Linked DNA regions of Homo sapiens: region 1 is linked to region 2. The links are chromatin loops, found by intact Hi-C in ENCODE. Cell type or tissue: heart right ventricle. All regions are shown on one strand. Each heading gives the region's core, and the rest is flanking DNA. Links, peaks and the distances in the headings are about the cores only. Region 1 holds the start of MIR548AP (microRNA 548ap). Region 2 holds the start of LINC02883 (long intergenic non-protein coding RNA 2883).

Evidence for each region. Peaks named below come from ENCODE experiments on the same cell type or tissue, not always from the same donor. Only the 100,000 strongest peaks of a DNase experiment are listed, where the experiment ranks them.
Region 1: it touches region 2 in a loop (2.7-fold over the local background); 16 of 110 quality-filtered maps call a loop at or near these places.

The regions. Positions count from the first base shown.
Region 1 is chr15:85,820,991-85,830,194 of GRCh38, reverse strand. MIR548AP (microRNA 548ap) reads right to left here and starts at 4,560; the gene lies at 4,465-4,560. It also overlaps the pseudogene RNU6-231P. In heart right ventricle, for the core only: no CTCF peak of the experiment used is centred there; no DNase peak of the experiment used is centred there; H3K27me3 peaks cover 276 bases.
Region 2 is chr15:85,755,910-85,765,113 of GRCh38, reverse strand. It overlaps KLHL25 (kelch like family member 25), which reads left to right. Exons shown (of 3, transcript NM_022480.4): 3 at 4,103-5,788. It overlaps LINC02883 (long intergenic non-protein coding RNA 2883), which reads left to right and starts at 6,389. Exons shown (of 6, transcript NR_120366.1): 1 at 6,389-6,603; 2 at 6,766-6,863; 3 at 7,125-7,230; 4 at 9,158-9,204. RefSeq lists enhancers at 260-992, 993-1,726, 2,461-3,194, 4,011-4,512. In heart right ventricle, for the core only: a CTCF peak has its summit at 4,541; DNase peaks (open chromatin) are centred at 2,173 and 5,585; H3K27ac peaks cover 1,820 bases.

The DNA of each region.
Region 1 (9,204 bases), core at 753-8,752, 65 kb before region 2:
CCTCCTGGGTTTAAGTGATTCTACTGTGTCAGCCTCCTGAGTAGCTGGGATTACAGATGCACCACCGCGCCCAGCTAATTTTTATATTTTTAGTAGAGTCAGGGTTTCACCATGTTGGTCAGGCTGGTCTCAAACTCCTGACCTCAAGTGATCCGCCTGCCTCAGCCTCCCAAAGTGCTGGGATTACAGGCATCAGCCACCACTCCCAACCATGCCCACATCATTTGCTGCTGTGATGATGTCATGAGATGACAAACAGAAACATCTCCTTCCTCCTTCCTCAGTGGTGGTAACTCTCCAGGGTGGGGTGAGAGGACTAGGACAGACTCCCCACCGTCCCCACAAGTGACTGCCTCTGCCTCAGGCCAGATGACCCTGACTCAACCCTGCAAGTTGCAGGAAAGCTGAGCCTAGTCTCTCTCTCCAAGAACCTGGTCCCAAAGAGAAATAGTTCCTGCTGCCAGGGTTCCATGGCTTTCCACAGGTGACCTGTAAGGTCAACTATCTTGAGCCGATAGTATGAGCCGCCATACTATATGGTGGCTCATTTAGAGCCTGTAGCAGCTGGATGGAGACTGCCCACAAAGAACAGGTCAATTTGGTCCATCTTTGCCTTTAGTAGTTGCTTAACAGATGATTTTTGTGGACTTAAACCAACCACCCTGATCGGAACCACACCTTTGTTCCCTTTTCCTAGATGAAAAAAAATGGGATTCTTTGCTATGGCACCTACATGGAGGCCACCTGAGGGGCTCTGGCCAGGAATCCAGGTGTTGAGTCCTTCAGAGTTGTTACCTGGGAGCCACAACCATGAAGCATGTCTGTCCTTTTACAGGTCTCTTAAAACCACCTTCCAAACAGCCACTTCCAAAGTCATACAGCCATTAGGAGAGCTGACTGCACTGATTTTTACCCTTTGTGCTACTGATGTCAGAGGCACAGTAAGCAGATTAGAACAGGGGCGAGATGCTACCTTCTGGCACTTCCTGCCAAAATTTGCCTACAGCACATGGATGGCTGTTTAGAGGTAAGCTAAAAAATCTGGTGGAAAGTGCCTGGAGTCATTTGGGATTTTGAAAACATAAGTCGGCCATGTGTCACTGACACTGCTGGTTGCCTACTTAACATGCGTTTCTCACCCACCCTCCTTTCCTCTTTCGATTCAGAACAGCATCTGCCCTCCTGTGCTCAGCTTTGTGTTTCACAAGGGGTTGATCACAGCCCCAGCCCAAGGGCTGAATCCTCATAGGTCCAAGCCAATCATGGGTTCCCAAACCCTTTGTTGGTAATTGGTTTAGATAAGGGTATGTGACATTGTGACATAGATTTCTTTTTTCTTTTTTTTTTTTTTTTTTTTTGAGACGGAGTCTTGCTCTGTCGCCCAGGCTGGAGTGCAGTGGCACAATCTTGGCTCACTGCAACCTCTGCCTCCCAGGTTCAAGCAATTCTCCTGCCTCAGCCTCCCGAGTAGCTGAGATTACAGGTGCCCATCACCACACCCGCCTAATTTTTGTATTTTTAGTAGAGATGGGGTTTCACCATATCGATCAGGCTAGTCTTGAACTCCTGACCTCGTGATCCGCCCGCCTCGGCCTCCCAAAGTGCTGGCATTACAGGCATGAGCCACTGCACCCGGCCTAATTTTCTGTCATTATAAGCCACCCAGTTTGTGGTAATTTGTTACAGCAGCCCCAGGAAACAAAAATACCCTCTGTCTCCAGCCTCTACCCTCTTTGTTGTGTTGGCTTCTCTTTTTCTTCTGGCTATGGACCAACCCCTGTACTCCCTAAACCACAAAGCTGCCAACAGCTTGCATATTTGACACCTGTCAATCAAGCTTCCAGAAAGAAAAACAGTACCCTCTGTTTTCCAAATCCAGTTCTCCATGAAATAACTTTGATTGGCCTAGCTTGACTTGCAAGCTAAATTTGGTCCAATCAACTGTGCCCAGTGGCAGACTGGCATTGAACCAAGATGGCAACTCCTAAAGTAGCCATATGGATGGGAACAGAAGATACAGGGAAATTTCTAGAGTAACAAGTGTCCGCTCCAGTTATCTTTAAATAGTTACTCCATAAACACTGGCTTCCCTGGACCATGTTAATCTTTTATATTTTCAGGTATATCTATCGATAAACAGTGAGGCAAAGATAAAGAAAAAATATGGATCTTAAAAAGCCAGATATCTCAGCTGATCAGTGAAAGTCTTTGAAAAGGATGTAATGGACACCAGTACTCTTAGAAGTAATAATGGCATAATTTATAAAGTAAATAATTTGATTGTCCCTACTCCAGCTGTCTGCGTGGAAAAGTGAATTGAGGGAATCCAGCCCCGTGCAAAAGGGCTAACAGGAGCAGCCAAATAGGGCCAGGTGCGGCAGCTTACGCCTGTAATCCCAGCACTTTGGGAGGCTGAGATGGGCAAATTACTTGAGGTCAGGAGTTCTAGACCAGCCTAGCCAACATGGTGAAAACCCATCTCTACTAAAAATACAAAAATTAGCTGGGCATGGTGGTGGGTGCCTGTAATCCCAGCTACTCGGGAGGCTGAGGCAGGAGAATCTCTCAAACCCAGGAGGCAGAGGGTGCAGTGAGCCGAGATTGCACCACTGCACTCCAGCCTGGGTATCAAAATGAGACTCTGTCTCAAAAAAAAAAAAAAAAAAAAAAAACACTCTGATAAAGAGCTGAATAGATACAAATAAATAACCCAAATATACTCTTGTTTGTCTTAGAGACAGTAAGCTAAATCTGATCAGAAATGACTGAAGCAAGTCCAGAGATGCCGACAGATTAGTACTTCTACACAGGCAGTTCTTGTGTGCTGAGGGATGAGATACTTGCAGCAACTTTGTGGCCATTCTCTTAGACCACTGAGTAATAGGCTGTGCTGATAACGACTCATAAAACCTTCAGACACAAATTTTGTAATTGCACCATTATTACAAATTGTATTGTCTGACATTCCAGGTTTCTTGTAAATAACTGATGTAAAGCCTCAATCATTAAAGGGGAGGTTTGAGATAGGATCAAAACTATCTTAGTTCTTTTTGAAAACGTCTCTTGCAGTCAAATTATTCCCCAGGAACGTTTCTGTACTATCAGCATGTTTTAAAAAAAAATCTAGATCACTTCTTTTTTTGAGAAAGGGTCTTGCTCTGTCATCCAGGCTGGAATGCAGTAGCGCAAACATGACTCACTGCAGCTTTGACCTCCCTGGGCTCAGGTGATCCCCCCACTTCAGCCTCTTGAGTAGCTGGGACTACAAGTACACACCACCTCGCCCGGCTAATTTTTCTATTTTTTGTAGAGATGGAGTTTTGCCTTGTCCTGAGCTCAAGGAATCAACCACCTCATCCTCCCAAAGTGCTGGGATTACAGGTGTGAGCCACTGCACCTGGCCATAAGTTCCCTCAGGGGTTTTTCTCAAGTTGCCTACAATAATCATAAATACAGCCTTTTCAGTGGCAGACTTATTCTATGGTCCATGATGGTTTACTGAAAACATAGGTTCCTTCCTGTCAATAACTTTCCATTATACTGTTATAATATAGCCAAGATAATATGGTAAAAATATGTTGACATGATAAATTTTTCCAATAAAATGCATCCTTTGCATGCAGACAATTCATACTTATTAGTAAATAAATTTCACTCTTTGGGCAGTTTCTGTCTAGGTCACCCCTTCAATACCAAGTTTAAGGCACAAGCTGATCTAGCATCACACAGGCAATAAACAAAAAACTATATTGTATCTTCTCTTCAACAGAGAATGAGGTAAGGCTCCCAGGATCCGCATGTCCTGTAAAGCTGACAAGGAGCATGTAGTGTGAGGGCACTTAGTGGGCAGTAGTCATTGAGCTCTTCAAGGATTCCCCAAGAGAACACAGGAGTTGGGTTGGAAGGGAAGACTCCCACAATTCCTAAAACAGTGCTGTAGTTCAAGGATAGTTTTATTCTTAGAAGAGTCCCTAGAAAGTCAAATGATAGCTTGTCGGAAGGATTTAAGGAACTAATAATCCACATGAAGTGCTTAGCACAGCACCCGATGTGTGATAAGCATTCAGTATATGTTAGCTAGTCTTGTGATTTGAAGTGGCGGTAGGATTTCTTAACATCCATGATAACTGTTGGGGCTTCCATCTTGGTATCTGTGCAGCTGCATTCTGTGAGTGACAGTGTTCTTGGGTGGAAGCAGCTGGTACCTAATGGCCATCTGGCACTCTGTGGCCAAGCACAACTCCAGCCCTATAGGGTGGAGCGATTACATCAATAAATAGTGGCTGCATTCACAAAATCCATGGGCCCTGTCTGGGAAGCCAAAAACCTGCTTGACAGCCTGTGCTCTTGTTACAGTAGGTAGCTAGCCAGCCATGAGCAGGGCAGGAGAGGAACCCTCCCAACCACCAGGAATGTCAGGCAACCATCAGGTGATGGTAAAGCATTTGTTACACTGTCTCCCTAAATTAATCTTTAGGTCAGTAAAAAGTAATTGTGGTTTTTGTTATTGGTTTTAATGACAAAGACCGCAATTACTTTTGCACCAACCTAGGAATTGGTCACAGCTGGTGCCAGGGAAAGGCAGTCTCCTAGTAGAGAGAAACACCTGAAACTAGCAATCAGCAGCTTCCCAGTGAGATCTCTAGAGTTGGGTGAGTGGGCTCAAGTATGTACACTAAGGGGCAAAATGACGGAGTTTAACCAGTATATGACCTTCCTCCAGGAACACTGGTAAGGGGAGAATGCCTCAAGTGAGCATGCACACAACTCCAGTTAAATACACTGCACATGTGGCCCCTCCCAAGTGCTGGCAGGCCACTGTGCACCCAGACAGCCCATCCCAAGGAAGAATCAAGAAGAAGAGATGCAGAGCCCGGAAGCATGCCATTGTATAAAACCCCAAGTCAAAGGTCAAGCAGTGCACTTGACTCTCTCAAGTCTCCCGCTTGGCCCTCTTCCAAGTGTACTTTACTTCATTTCGTTCCTGCTGTAAAGCTTTTTAATAAACTTTCACTCCTGCTCTAAAACTTGCCTCTGTCTGTCACTCTGCCTTATGCCCTTTGGTTGAATTCTTTCTTCTGAGGAGGCAAGAATTGAGCTTGTTGCAAACCCATAATGATTTGCCACTGCTATCACTGTCCAGGGCCAAGGAATATCCCTTTCCAGTAGGTGATAACATGGCTCAGTAATGGCTGCCATTTACAAAAATGCAAAAGAGGCCTGGCGCGGTGGCTCACTCCTGTAATCCCAGCGCTTTGGGAGGCCGGGGCAGGTGGATCACCTGAGGTTGGGAGTTTGAGATCAGCCTGACCAACATGGAGAAATCCCGTCTCTACTAAAAATACAAAATTAGCCTGGCATGGTGGCACATGCCTGTAATCCCAACTGCTCAGGAGGCTGAGGCAGGAGAATCACTTTAACCCAGGAGGCAGGGGTTGTGGTGAGCCAAGATCGCGCCATTGCACTCCAGCCTGGGCAAAAAGAGCAAAACTCTGTCTCCAAAAAAAAAAAAAAAAAAAAAAAAGCAAAAGAAAATGAGTAGCTCTGGCAGCAAGGCTATGGCACTTCCTTTATTTTTCAGTATTTTTTAGTAGATTGAACAGATACTATGCCTGCTTGATTTCAAGTGCTATGGATCCCTGAATGGTAGTCATGGTAGCAGAAGTGAAAATAGGAAGTTCCACGATATATATATTTTTTAATTTCCCACTTCTATGTCTGATTTATCTTCATAAAACAGGACATTCTGATTTTGTTCTGGGTAGTCTTTCTCTGTTGACCTCATCATTGAAACACAGTGCTACCCCCTTGGACTCCTAGAAGAGAGGTTGTCATCAAAGCATTAGGAAGCTTTAGGAACCCCAGGAATTCTAGAAAGCATCTGAAGGTCAGCGATTGGACATCTGTTGATAAACTTGGGCGGAGTCAACTATTGCAAATAATTGCCCCCTCCCAGAAAATATTAGAGGGTGCTCACTAGCCCCAGGCATCTGCCATGGGTGCTGCCTTCTCACACAGTGTCTGTACATGTCCCCAGTTACACTAACATCTTTAAGCTCAAAGAATCCCAGCTCCTCCAGGGACTGCAGTGGGAACCTTGAATAGATGACCAACCTCCATCAGCCTGTTTCTTCATCTGCAAAGTGGTAAAATAGCTTTATTCCACACGGTTGTTTTAAGGTAGAAAAATACAATATATAATAATTATATATAATATAGTTTTTATTGTATAAAAATACAACATGCAATGTAAATAAGTATGTATAATATTATATATATAATAATATAATTGAGTATTTAGCACAGCACTAGCCAGATAATAAATGCCCAATAAGTATATGGAAGAAATAGAGAAGACAACTACCAGTGCAATTCTTTTTTTTTTTTTTTTTTTGGGACAGAGTCTCGCTCTGTCACCCAGGCTAGAGTGCAGTGGCGTGATCTCGGCTCACTGCAACCTCCACCTCCCAGGTTCAAGCGATTCTCCTGCCTCAGCCTCCCGAGTAGCTGAGATGACAGGCACACACCATCACGCCCGGCTAATTTTTGTATTTTTAGTAGAGACGGGATTTTGCCATGTTGGCCAGGCTGGTTTCAAACTCCTGACCTCCAGTGATCCACCCACCTCAACCTCCCAAAGTGCTGGGATTACAGGTGGGAGCCACCATGCCGGGCCTACCAATGCAATTCTTAAAAACTGCTGAGTATGTTTTACTGATCTAAGAACACTTCGTTACGCTAGGTCGAGGATTTATAATTTGAGGTTTATGGTGCCTTAGAGAAACTTACTTAAATTTTATGCGAAATGATATATTTATGGGCGTTTCTCTAGGGAGAAGGCGCAGAGTTTTCACCAGATTCTTAGATTCTCTGCTCTGGATAAGGTTAGGAACCACCATGGTTTCTATTTCTTAAGCCCACACCTCACTCCCATTAGGATGTCTCCTATCCAAAAAACAAAAAAAAAGGCCAGGTGCAGTGGCTCATGCCTGTAATCTCAGTACTTTGGAAGGCCAAGGCAGGTGGATCACCTGAGGTCAGGAGTTCGAGACCAGCCTGGCCAACATGGCAAGACCCCCATATCTACGAAAAATACAAAAATTAGCCAGGAGTGGTGGCTGGCACCTGTAATTCCAGCTACTCAGGGGGCTGAGGCAGGAGAATTGTTTCAACCTGGGAGGCGGAGGTTGCAGAGAGCCAAGATTGTGCCATGGCACTCCAGCCTGGACCACAAGAATGAAACTCCTTTTCAAAAAAAATAATAATAATAACAGAAAATAACAGAGATTGGAACATTATTGTATCAGGCTGCTCAGACTTTCATAATAAAAAAAAAGCTCCAGACTGCAGGTCAGGCATGGTGGCTCATGCCTGTAATCTCAGAGCTTTGGGAGGCCAAGGCAGGCTGATTATTTGAGCCCAGGAGTTCTAGACCAGCCTGGGCACCATAGTAAAATCCTGTCTCTATGAAAAATACAAAAAATTAGCTGGGCATAGCGGTGCGCGCCTATAGTCCCAGCTACTCAGGAGGCTGAAATGGAAGGATAGTGGAGTCCAGGAGGTAAATGTTGCAGTGAACTGAGATTGCACCACTGCACTCCAGCCTGAACAATTGAGCGAGAGCCTGTCAAAAAAAAAAAAAGAAAAAACCAAAAACCTCCAGACTGGGTAGCTTAAACAACACAAATACATTTTCTCACAGTTCTGGAGGCTAGATGTCCAAGATCAAGTTTCTGGCTGATTCGGTATCTGGTCAGCTGATTCAGTATCTCCTCCTGGCTCGCAAATGGCTGCCTCTTGCTCTGTCCCTACAAAGCCTTAGTGCCTTCGCATGGAGAGAAAAGGGCTAGCTCTTTGGTGCTCTTCTTTTATTATTATTATTATTATTATTATTATTATTATTATTTTTTGAGACAGAGCCTCGCTGTCTCCCAGACTGGAATGCAGTAGTAGTGTGATCTCAGCTCATATCAACCTCTGCCCCCACGGGTTCAAGCGATTCTCCTGCCTCAGCCTCCCAAAGATCACAGGCATGAGCCATGGCTCCTGGACCCCATGCTTTTACAAATGAGGAAACTGAGTCGTAGAGAGGGTTAAGGAACTTCCTGAATAGAAATAAAAAGTAGGAATGGGAATCAAACCTAGGCATTTGGGATCCAGTGTGGTGGCACGCACGTGCCAGTAATCCCAACTACTGGGGAGGCTGAGGCATGTTTCCACGACAACAGGCTATCTCACAAAAATGTAAGTGTCTCATGAGTCTCTAAGTCATCTCGGTTTAGGGACCAAGCCAATTGTCTCTGTAATGCTTCAGTTTTAATATATGCACTGTCAAAGTGAGCATGTATAAAAATGTACATTGTCAGCTATGATAATTAAATCCTTGACTCATCTGAACACTCCGCTATAACAGCAAGCATCACGTCATTTTGTAACTGTCTCTTAGCTGGTCCACCTCCTCTACCTCCTCCACTAAACCGCGCATTCCCTGACAACAGGGTTGACTTGTTCCCGTCTTAACCCCTTGTCTGATACAAGGTATTATGACCCTGGATATATACAAGTTAGATCATTTTGCAAGTGAGACTTGTACCATTTATAAGGACAAATACTCATTTTATATTTTAGTCTTACAAGGAAAAAGGCATCTGAGAAAATGTAGGGCATATGCAAGGGCCCCCACAAATTGAGCATAACACAATTCTGCAGATGTCTTGCTTTGTTATTGTTGTTTGGGGTTGTGTTTTTTGTTTTTATTTTTTGCTTGATAATAAGATTAAAGCCTCATATATATGTCAGAAAGTAGGGTGGCTGAATCTAATATCTTAGCATGTCCCATATTTTAAGCATAGTAGCTGCTCTATTTTCCAAATTAACTTGTTGATCATTTAAGTATCAAGAAGCCATGTGGTCCAGTCAGAGAAACATGCATCTCACAACTAAAAGTTGTGACTTTTAGTCACAGGCAACTTCAGGCCAGGCGCAGGGGCTCACACCTATAATATCAGCACTTTGGGAGGCCAAGGCAGGCAGATCACTGGAGGCCCAGAGTTCGAGACCAGCCTGGCCAAGACAGGGAAACCCCAGCTCTACCAAAAATACAAAAATTAGCTGGGAGTGGTGGCGCACGCCTATAAGTCCCAGCTACTGGGGAGGCTGAGGCAGGAGATTCGCTTGAACCTGAGAGGCAGAGGTTGCAGTGAG
Region 2 (9,204 bases), core at 808-8,807:
GGCAGCTGAGACCATCTCTGGTCTGAGCCTCCAGACCAGAGGCTGCCCCCTGCCTACCCTCCAGGTCAGAGGCTCCCTCCCACCTGGCCCTGCCCTGTCAACTGGACCTGGTGAACCATGTACTCTCCCAGGAATTGCTCTGATCCCAGGGACCCTGGAAGGAGAGCATGCATGGTGTCTTGGTTGTGACTTTTTGGCTGCTTCACCCTGGACTGGCTACTTGATTCCCCTGAGGCTCAGCTTCCCCATCTGGACAACGGGAGTGGAAATTGTATTACTCATAGCACTAGAATAGAGATCAAGTGATTGCCAGTTTCAGAAGCAGCTTAAAAGGGGTAGCGATGGAGGACAGGGAGATGCTGATGCTGATGGTTTTGGGGTGCTGTGGGCTGCAAGGGCCTCTAGATGTCTCTGCTTAGCCCCTCCCTCTGAAAGGCCTGTCCACCCATGACTGCTGTTCCTCAGCAGGCACTTGCCCTGTGCCCACTGGAGTCCTCCTCAGTCTGTAATGGGATTGCTGTCATCAGCTCCATTTAGGGATGAGGAAGCGGACACACAAGACTGAGCCAGTCCCAGATCTGATGGGGAAGCTACTTCCAGACCCTGTCATCCCAGAGCCATGTCCCCAAGGCGTTCTGGGCTGTGTGCTTCCTTGGCTGCTGCGCTGAGTCCGGGTTGCTCTTAAGCTTCTGCCACTGCCTTGCGTTCCAGCTGCTTCCTTCTCATGGGCCTGGTGGCCATCCAGAGACCCTCCGCGCAGCCCCTCCTCAGCCTGAGGCCACCCCAATCCCGTGGCTTCTGTCCCCTCACTATGACCCTGGGTTGTTCCCATGCTCTGCAAAGCTCCTCCTGTCCAGCTTCTGCCTGGACAGCTCAGTGTCCGAGTTCTCTTCAAAGGCAGGGAGTGAGCTGGGCTCTCCATAGAAGGGCCTGCAGCCCAGAAGCCGCTGCCCGGGCATGCCTGGCCTTCCCTGGGTCACCAGGAAATGGAGCCACAGTGGCTGCAAGCAGAGCTCTCGCTGCTCAGGCGGCCACTGCGGAGCTGTCAGGGCTGAGCCAGAGGAGAGCCCCCAACTCAGGCAGCCGCAGACCGGGGCCAGGAAGGGTGGAAACAAAGCACTCCTGCCACCTCCCCCGCGGTGGGTGCCCCTGGTGACCATGGCACTTCCCACTGAGCTTGGCTGCCTGCAGCCCCAACCAGCGCATCGTCGTCTGCCACCTAGAATGTCGTCTGGCAGTGCCTGGGCCCGAGATGGCTTCTGTGACCACCCCGCTCCCTACGTTTCCCTCCCTGACGCTACTCTCCCAGGCAGCAGTGGGGATCAGGCCAAGGATGCTGGTGAGAAGTCCAGCTCTCGCTAGTCCCCACGAGCATGGCTGAGTCTCCTGCCTCCAGCTGGGCCCAACTGCCCCTGTCCCTGGAGGCCCCTTTCCATCCATCCTGTAAGACTCTGACGTTAGCTTCAGAAGCCACCAGGAGGTCCCCTGCACACTGTGGCCTCTGCACCCCAGATCATGGCCCCTGTTTGTCCACAAGCATTTTTTTTCCCCTGTTCTGGCCACCTGTTGGAGCTCTTCATAGGTGTGAGCGTCTGCATCGAGTTCCCTGTCATTCTCCAGAGCTGTTTGTCGTAGGTCCTGCTGTTGGAGGGCGCCCACTAGGACTCTGAGAGGTGAGACAGTTGGCATCACATGAATGGTGAGTCAGGGCTGGAGCAGGACTTGAGCCCTGAGTGTGCCGCCTGCCTGCAGGCGCCTCTGGGGAGCTGGCCACGGGCATCCTCACGTCTGCGCCCCTGGCACAGAGCACAGGCTTGGCCAGCAGCCGTCCAGAAGCGGCGGGGAATTGCTGAGCTGGAACCTGAGCGACCTCCAGGGCAGCCCCTTGCTCCAGTGTTGCGGTTGGATCCACAGCCTAGGGGATAGCAGCCAGCGGCTGCAGGAGGCCCCCGCTTACCCACTAAGGGTGATCTTGCTGTGAACATTCTCTCCTTCTCTCTCTTTCTCTCCCACTGGGCACCCCGTACTCCAGGCCCTTTAAGGCGCAGACTCCCAACCCTTCTTTCCCACCCGCCTCCAGCATGGGGGGGCTGCCGAATGCAAGGCAGGCATCCGGCTGCCGACAGCTTGTCTTCTCTTCAGGGTGTTGCTGGGGCCTAGCCACTGGGGTGCAGGGCAGGGTTCCAGTCCTGGCTCTGGGAAAGGCCGAGCTCATTAATCCACTGTGGGCTCCGTCACTGCTGCAGGAGGGACAGTACAGTACATTCTCTCCTGTCTTAAAGAAGTTGCTACAGATGGGAAATCCCAGAGCACAGGCCTGAGGATTTCTGCCAGCCTTGAGGGTTGGGCCTGGCTAAGCAAGTGCCCAGGACGGAGTCCGTCCGTCCAGGCATCAGCAGTCATTCGTTCCTGTGCCAGGCTGGGGGATAGAGCAGCATCCCACCCTTGATGGGGCAGGCTGAGCCTAGTGGGGCAGGCCCTACACCAACAACCCACAGGATGCACGTTGGCCAAGACCTGCTGCACACAGGAAGTGCAGGGCGGCCGCTGACCCTTGTCCACTCTGCAAGCTGGAGGATTAGCCCATTTCACAGTTGAGGCCAGGCCCCAGGGAGCACCTGCCAAAAATTAAAGGGACCCAGCCTGAGAGGGAACAAAGGGACCCAGCCTGAGAGGGAACACAGGAGCCTGGCCCCGAGGCTCCCCAACCCCTGTGCCTCTAGCTGTCATCTGTATTCCTTTCAGCAACTCAGGGTGCCTTGGGGGACACCCCCAGGTAGGTAGCGTGGCTGTTTAGTTCCAGGTAGCAGTGAGGCCTTGCCCTGAAGGGACCACATGTCAGCATGTGGCGTGCTGGGATGGGGCCAAGACCGGGCAGCCAGGCCCCAGAGGTTCGGGTTTGCAGTCTTAGAGCATCTCAGGATGGTTAGGGCCCCTGTGACCCCAGCTTCTCACTTGTGAGGAGCTTGAAGGGATTTGGGGGCCTTCTCAGTCGCCGAACCCAGCCTCTGTATCTGGAAACAACTTGAGCACGTGGGGAGGGCAGAATTCCTGCAAAGCAGCCTTCAGAGAACAGACGGCCCAGCACTGTGTGGGATGGAGAGGTGTACCCCACTTAAAGGGGACAGCCGTGGAGCCTCAGTGCTGGCTTCAGTGTTTAATTGAAATGTAACTAAGGTTACTTAATACACACAAGCATACAACTAGAAAGCCCCTTATGTTCTTGTTCTTACACAACTAAAACTAACACGTACAGCTTAAATACAACCAAAGCCAAAAACCGCGGACAGCGTCACCATTAATCACTGCTTTGCTGAGGCTCCTTGCCTTATGGAGTGCATGAACACTCAGGGTTGCTAGAGTGCTCCGCCTGCCTGTGCCCGCCTGTGCGAGAGGGCTCACCTTTTCCTTTCAGGGCCTCGGAGTGGTATGTGAGAGGGAACTTACTCTATTAGGGGAATTGGCTCACTTGGTGATAGAGGCTGAGAAGTCCCATGATAGGCTGCAAGCTGCAGAACCAGGAGAGCTGGGGACAGACCTCAGCCCAAGGACAAAGAGCCAAGAGCCTGGGGTGGGGGTGGGGTGGTGGGCAGCAAGTCCCAGAGGCCAGAGAACCTGGAGCTCTGATGCCCGATGGCAGGAAAAGAGCAACCTAGCTCCAGAAGAAAGAAACCTGAGTCCCCATTTCCTTAGCTTTTTATTCCACCAGGGCCCCTGCCCATCTGATGGTGCTCACCTGCAACCACGGCTCTCACGCCGGTCACCTCTGGAAGCACAGACTCACTGGGGCGGCCTGGCCATTCGAATCAAGTACCAAGCCGCCTGGGTTTCCCTTCCAGCACTGAGAATACGTAATGTGTCCCCGGGCGTCTGGGTATCCCCGAATCCAATCAAGTTGACACCTGAGTCACCTGCCACTCAGTGGGGAAAGCAGGCCTGGGGTGCCTGAATCACCAGACTGCGCTGCCGGTGAATGGTGGATCTGGCGTTCTCACGCCCGAGCCTCATGGGCAGCTGTGTCATTGTCATTTTGTTCCAGATCAGGTCAGAACAGAACAATGTGGCCACTGATTGATTTTCTCTTCCTCTCCTCCCTCCACAGACCGCGGCCTTCAGTGTCACAGCGTGGCCTTGCTTGTCTGCCACAGCGGGAGCTAAGCCGGCCCTGGGCCAGCACTCCGAGAGGTGGAAGGGGCCCTGCCAGCTCTGGGGAGCAGCAGCCTTGGGCTGTTCTGAGCTTTAGGCAAGAGAAGAGAAGCATCTCTTGCATCCGTGCCCCTGGGGGCCTCTTCAGCTTTGCAGTGGTTTGTGGGAAGACATACCTCCCAGAGGGGCATGGACTGCCACCAGGACTGACCCTGGCGTCGGGGAGAAGGACACTTGCAGAGCCTTGAGATCACCTGTTTGGCAGGTCCTGGACTGGGGCCGGGCAGGCAGGGGCAGGGAGGCGCCCCGGGTGGGCTTTGGGGCTGCGGCACTGCCACACATCCTTTCCCTCCTGGCCTGCCCTGCTGGGGCTCTACTGCCATCTATAGATGGTGTCCTGGGCCTGGGAAACTAGGTTCCCAGGGGTTGAGACCAGAAAGGTGACCAAGACAGATTTTTTAAGGTGCAGAAACTGCAGGGGGGCCTCAGTGACATCCATGAGGCCTTATTAGCAAAGGACACCCAGACCTCCAAGGTTTGTGGGCCCCTTCCACAAAGCTGTAAGTCCCAGCCCACCTACTCAGGGCCTTGCTCAGTGCTGTGGCCCGGTGGGGACACAGTTGCTCGTGGCCACTCAGTGGAGCTGGGCCTGCAGCAGACTCAAGGCTCCGAGTGCCCTGGGGGTCACCCCTCCCCTCCCCTCCTCAGAGCCCACCCTGAGAGGCAGCAGTGACCCCCATGGCACACACCTGCCAACAGCACTGGGGGCTTCTCCCCAGGAGACCACGCTGCCCTCCAAGACCAGGAGCAGCTGTGAGCTGGAGACAGCAGAGGGACCCCAGGGTGTCCCCTGCAGATCCCACCAGGGCCGCATCCATCTCAGTGTGGAGGACAGTGACGGGACCCTCACCATCCTCTTGCGTTTTGGCCCCCATTTGCTCCCTGAGCTCCAAGATAAGAATGGCCCCGAGAGAACTGCTGAACATTTGTTCATTGCTGTCACCTCCTGAGTCACTGGGGTCCCTCACCAGCACCTCCCTGACACCTGGGCTATGGAGAGGTTGGCGCCTGTCAGTGACCATCCTAATGCCTCTCGCTCACTCCCAAGCCACCATTTGAGAGGGAGGGGTGTTGGTGCCCTGACAGGGACTGGGCAGGGTGTCCAAACTTGGGGCTTCCCAGGCACCTGCAGTGTGAACACTGCTTGGCTGGCTCAAGATTAGGGCCGCGGAGGGGGCTGTGCACATACCAGTTACTTAAGCAGCCACGAGTGTCCCCCATGCCTTGGTGCGGGTCCTGGAGGCCTCTTGGGGGTGGGACCTTTGGGCAGGGTTTGCCCACTGACACGCCCGCCATGGGGCACTGGCTGCATGGGGCTCCTTGGACCCTGTAGACCCAGCAGACCCCGCCTGTGTCAGGCCAGCTGCCCGAAGGCACTTGGCTGTGGTCCCAGGGGACGGCTCTGCTGGCACACTCAGGAGCCTGGCCGCGGGGACTGCAGGGAGGGTGCCTGGACCCGTGGGGTTGCTTCATTGAGATAAAGCACACTTATCACATAGCACAAAGGACGTGCCATGGTGCTTTCCCCAAAAGTTGTGTTGCTTTTATCAGTTTTCTAACTTAATAAAAAGAGTTGAGAAAATTCTTTGCCTGCCTTGTGTGCTGGGATCAGTCTTGGAGACATTGCTGGTGGCTGACTTTGGTCTTGTCCCACCAGCCAAGGCTCAAGGCCTGCCTGCTGGCATCTGCCCCTCTCATGAGCTGGGAAGGGGGAACCCACCCAGATGAGAGGTCTCCCCATTCCTGTGCCTCCTGAAGTTGCTTTAGAAGCCATGAAGTTGATTCCGTGGAGAGTCCTGATCCTGTCTGCCCCTCCTGAGAGTGATTCTCTCCTGGAAACTCTGGTAAATAGAAGTTGGGAATGTAATTCCATCCATTCGAAAAGGCAGAACCTCCAGTTGATGCTCCTTTGTCTGAAAATAACCCGAGCGCCATTCAGAGGGGCGAAATGGCTCCAGGAGGCAGCTTCACGGCCGCAGCGCCAGCTCACGGCACCGTTGCGCCCACTGGTTGCACCGTGGGCCCTGGGCTACCTGCCCTCCTTGTGCGTTTTCATAGTCACCATGAACCTCATGAGCTCAAGCGTATGCTCACGGGTAAACATCGTGTTCTGTGTTTTGTGATCTCACCTTCAGGCGCCCCTCAGACAGCGGGCAGCCCGAGAAGGTCATGCCGTGGCGCAGCCTGCGTGCAGGGTGGCTCTGCTGTGAACAGGAACCCGGAGGTGCCCCAGCACGGTGGCTCTCAGCAGTGGCTTCCGTGGTGCTCAGTGGTGTGCTGGCCCACAAAATCCAAATAGCGCCTTCACAGTGTAAGAAGTGCTTCTGATGCTGGCGTAGGGGCATGACGCCAGATTCCTTAGAAAATGGAATGATCTTGAGCGGGTGTGTCTCAGAGGTGAGTATGGTGCGTGTAGAAGAGCCAAGAGCACAGAGGGCCTCGTCCCTCCCCCTGCCCAGAGGTGCAGCCCTGGGAGGGGCATCCTGGGACTCTGCCTCGCACTGTCTGCTCCTGTAGCAGTGGTGGGGACCACAGGTGAACGCTACCACTTCCACACAGGCCTGAGCGCTTCACTCTGGGCATCCAAAGCCAGGAGTTGGCTCCAGCTAGAGTCCAGACAGCAGCAGAGGTGAAGTTCCCTGTCACACAGTCACAGGGTGAGTGTGAGCCAGCTGTGGCCCACAGGGCTCCAACTCTCTCCCCCTCTCTCCCTCTCTCTCCAACTCCCACCCCCTCTCTCCCTGCCCTGCCGTCTTCCATGCAAGGCAGCGGTTTCCTGGTCCACCCTGGCCTTCGCAGCCCCGGCCATCCCATCTGCATTCCAGCCAGTGGAAAGGGGAGGAGAGAAAGTGATGGGCAAGCCTGTTTTAAGGGCATGTCCCAGAAGTTGCACCATAACTTCTCCATTTTCCCAACAGCTAGAACTCAGTCACATCCACGCCTGACTGCGAGCGGGACTGGAAAGTGCCCCGAGGAAACTCCAGGACTCCAACGCCAAGTAAAGGGAGCGTAGATATTAGACAGGTAGCAGCCTCTTCCTCTACATGCTGGGTCAGGGGTTGGAAGGAACCTGGGCACACCGCCCTGCCTCCCGCTTCTCTGGGAGCATGCAGAGCCGTCATCTGCCAAGATCCTGGCTCTTGTCAAACCCTTCTTGTCAAGCAGTTGTCAAGCCCACTGGCCAGTGCTTTGCATAACTACCTCCTTTAACCCTCACAGTGACCCCCGGAGGTAGACATTCTTGTCCTCTTCTTGCTGATGAAGAAATGGGTCCACAGGTCACAGTAACTTGCCCAATGTCTCATGCTGGAAAGAGGAGGAGGAGGAGGAGGAAAAAACACGGTTGCAACTGACAGAATGTGGATTTGGAGCTAGGCCCACCTGAGTTTGGGTTCAAGCTCTCACGTGTGGCTCTCATGTATGTGCAAGCTTGGTTAAACCACTTGATTCTCTGATACAGACTTAATGATAGTAGGGTTAAAAGTTGAGGTCAAATTCTATAAAGCACTAAACACCAGGACCAATGCCCAGATAGCCCTTTACAGGGGGAGAATGGCCGCCACATTACAGCAGTGGAACTGGGATTTGAAACCAAGCCATATGCTACATTGTGGGGGCTGGGGGCTGGGAGCAGTGTTGCTTCCAGTCATTGCCCAGCAGGCCTAGCTCCATGTTCCTTGGCCTCCCAGGGGTCAGACTGAGTCTGGGATGGGGCTTGGGGAAGGGAGAAGGCGCCTTCCCCATCAGTGATGGGGCAAGGTCTCCCTGGAAACCTCGGTCCCAAGATGGCCAGTGGAGCTTTCCTGGGTTGTGCCTGATGCAGGAAAGAAAACGGGCCATCTTGGAGGCTTTGGCATCCTGAGAGCCTGCCTGGGGGGACTGTCAAGTTGCCAAGGGCAAGGAGAGGGTAGCCAACTGCCTCCTCCACCTGGCTGCTCAGCCAGGTCTCCCTGCCTTCAAAGGACATTTCTTTGGTCAGGAATTGACAAGAATGAGCCCAGAGTCATCCACCCCAAGGGTGTGTGGCAACCATCCCTTGCTCAACACCGAAGGCTGTAGAATCATAGTGGGGAAAGAAGCAACTTCTTCAGAAGCAGTTGTCTAATGAGCACAGCTTGGAAAGAGCCTTGGTTCTTCTGGATCATCACTGGGGGGATATTTCGCAGAGCAAGAAACTTGCATGCCCCGTCCATCATGTCCCAGCCCCGGCCCCAGGCCCAGCCCCGATGGATCTGCCCGGCCTCTCTCCTTCAGGAGGTGGGAATGGTCTCTTCCAACTTGAAGAGGCCATGAAGGTGATCGGCCCCCCAGCTGCTCTTCTTCCCTCAGGCCCAACCCTACCTGACCTGCAGCTTGGCCCGCCCATGGCACCTGCAGAGGTTCAGGCCCTGCCCAGGGAGCCAGGGTGATTTGGGTGAATTTCCCAGAACGGGCACAGTATTGTCCTGCATCTTCCCTTGCCTTGTTGGGCTTTGGGATGTGGCTCTGCCTCATTAAAGGTCAAGGAAAAGCCTAGAATAGGCCGGAGGCTTCTTAACTTGGGATTTGGGATCAAATTCAGGGGGTCCATGCACTTGGGTGGGAGAAGAATGACACCTTTGTTTTCACTAACCTCTGACTGAGGTTAGTGATCAAGTGATCCGCCCACCTCGGCCTCCCAAAGTGCTGGGATTACAGGTGAGAGCCACCTTGCCTAGCCCCAGTCACTGTTGAGGTCACCATTTTAAAGCTGAGGAAACATGCTCAGCATGGCAGCAGAAGCTCTGGCAGTTTCTGTGTGTCTGGCCCCAGCTGCCCAGGCCCCCTGAACCTGAGGGGCCTTGCTCTGGCCCTGGGGTTGGCCTGGGTTTGGCACCTGGCGCTCGGGCCCCTGAGGGCTTGCAGTAGGGGAGCAGTGGCTTTTTTGAGTTGAATTTAGTAGGGCTGGACTCCTTTCCTGTCCTTTCTGCAGGTAAAGGAGATGAGCAGCGTTGCTCTGGTACGCAGAGAAGCTTCCAG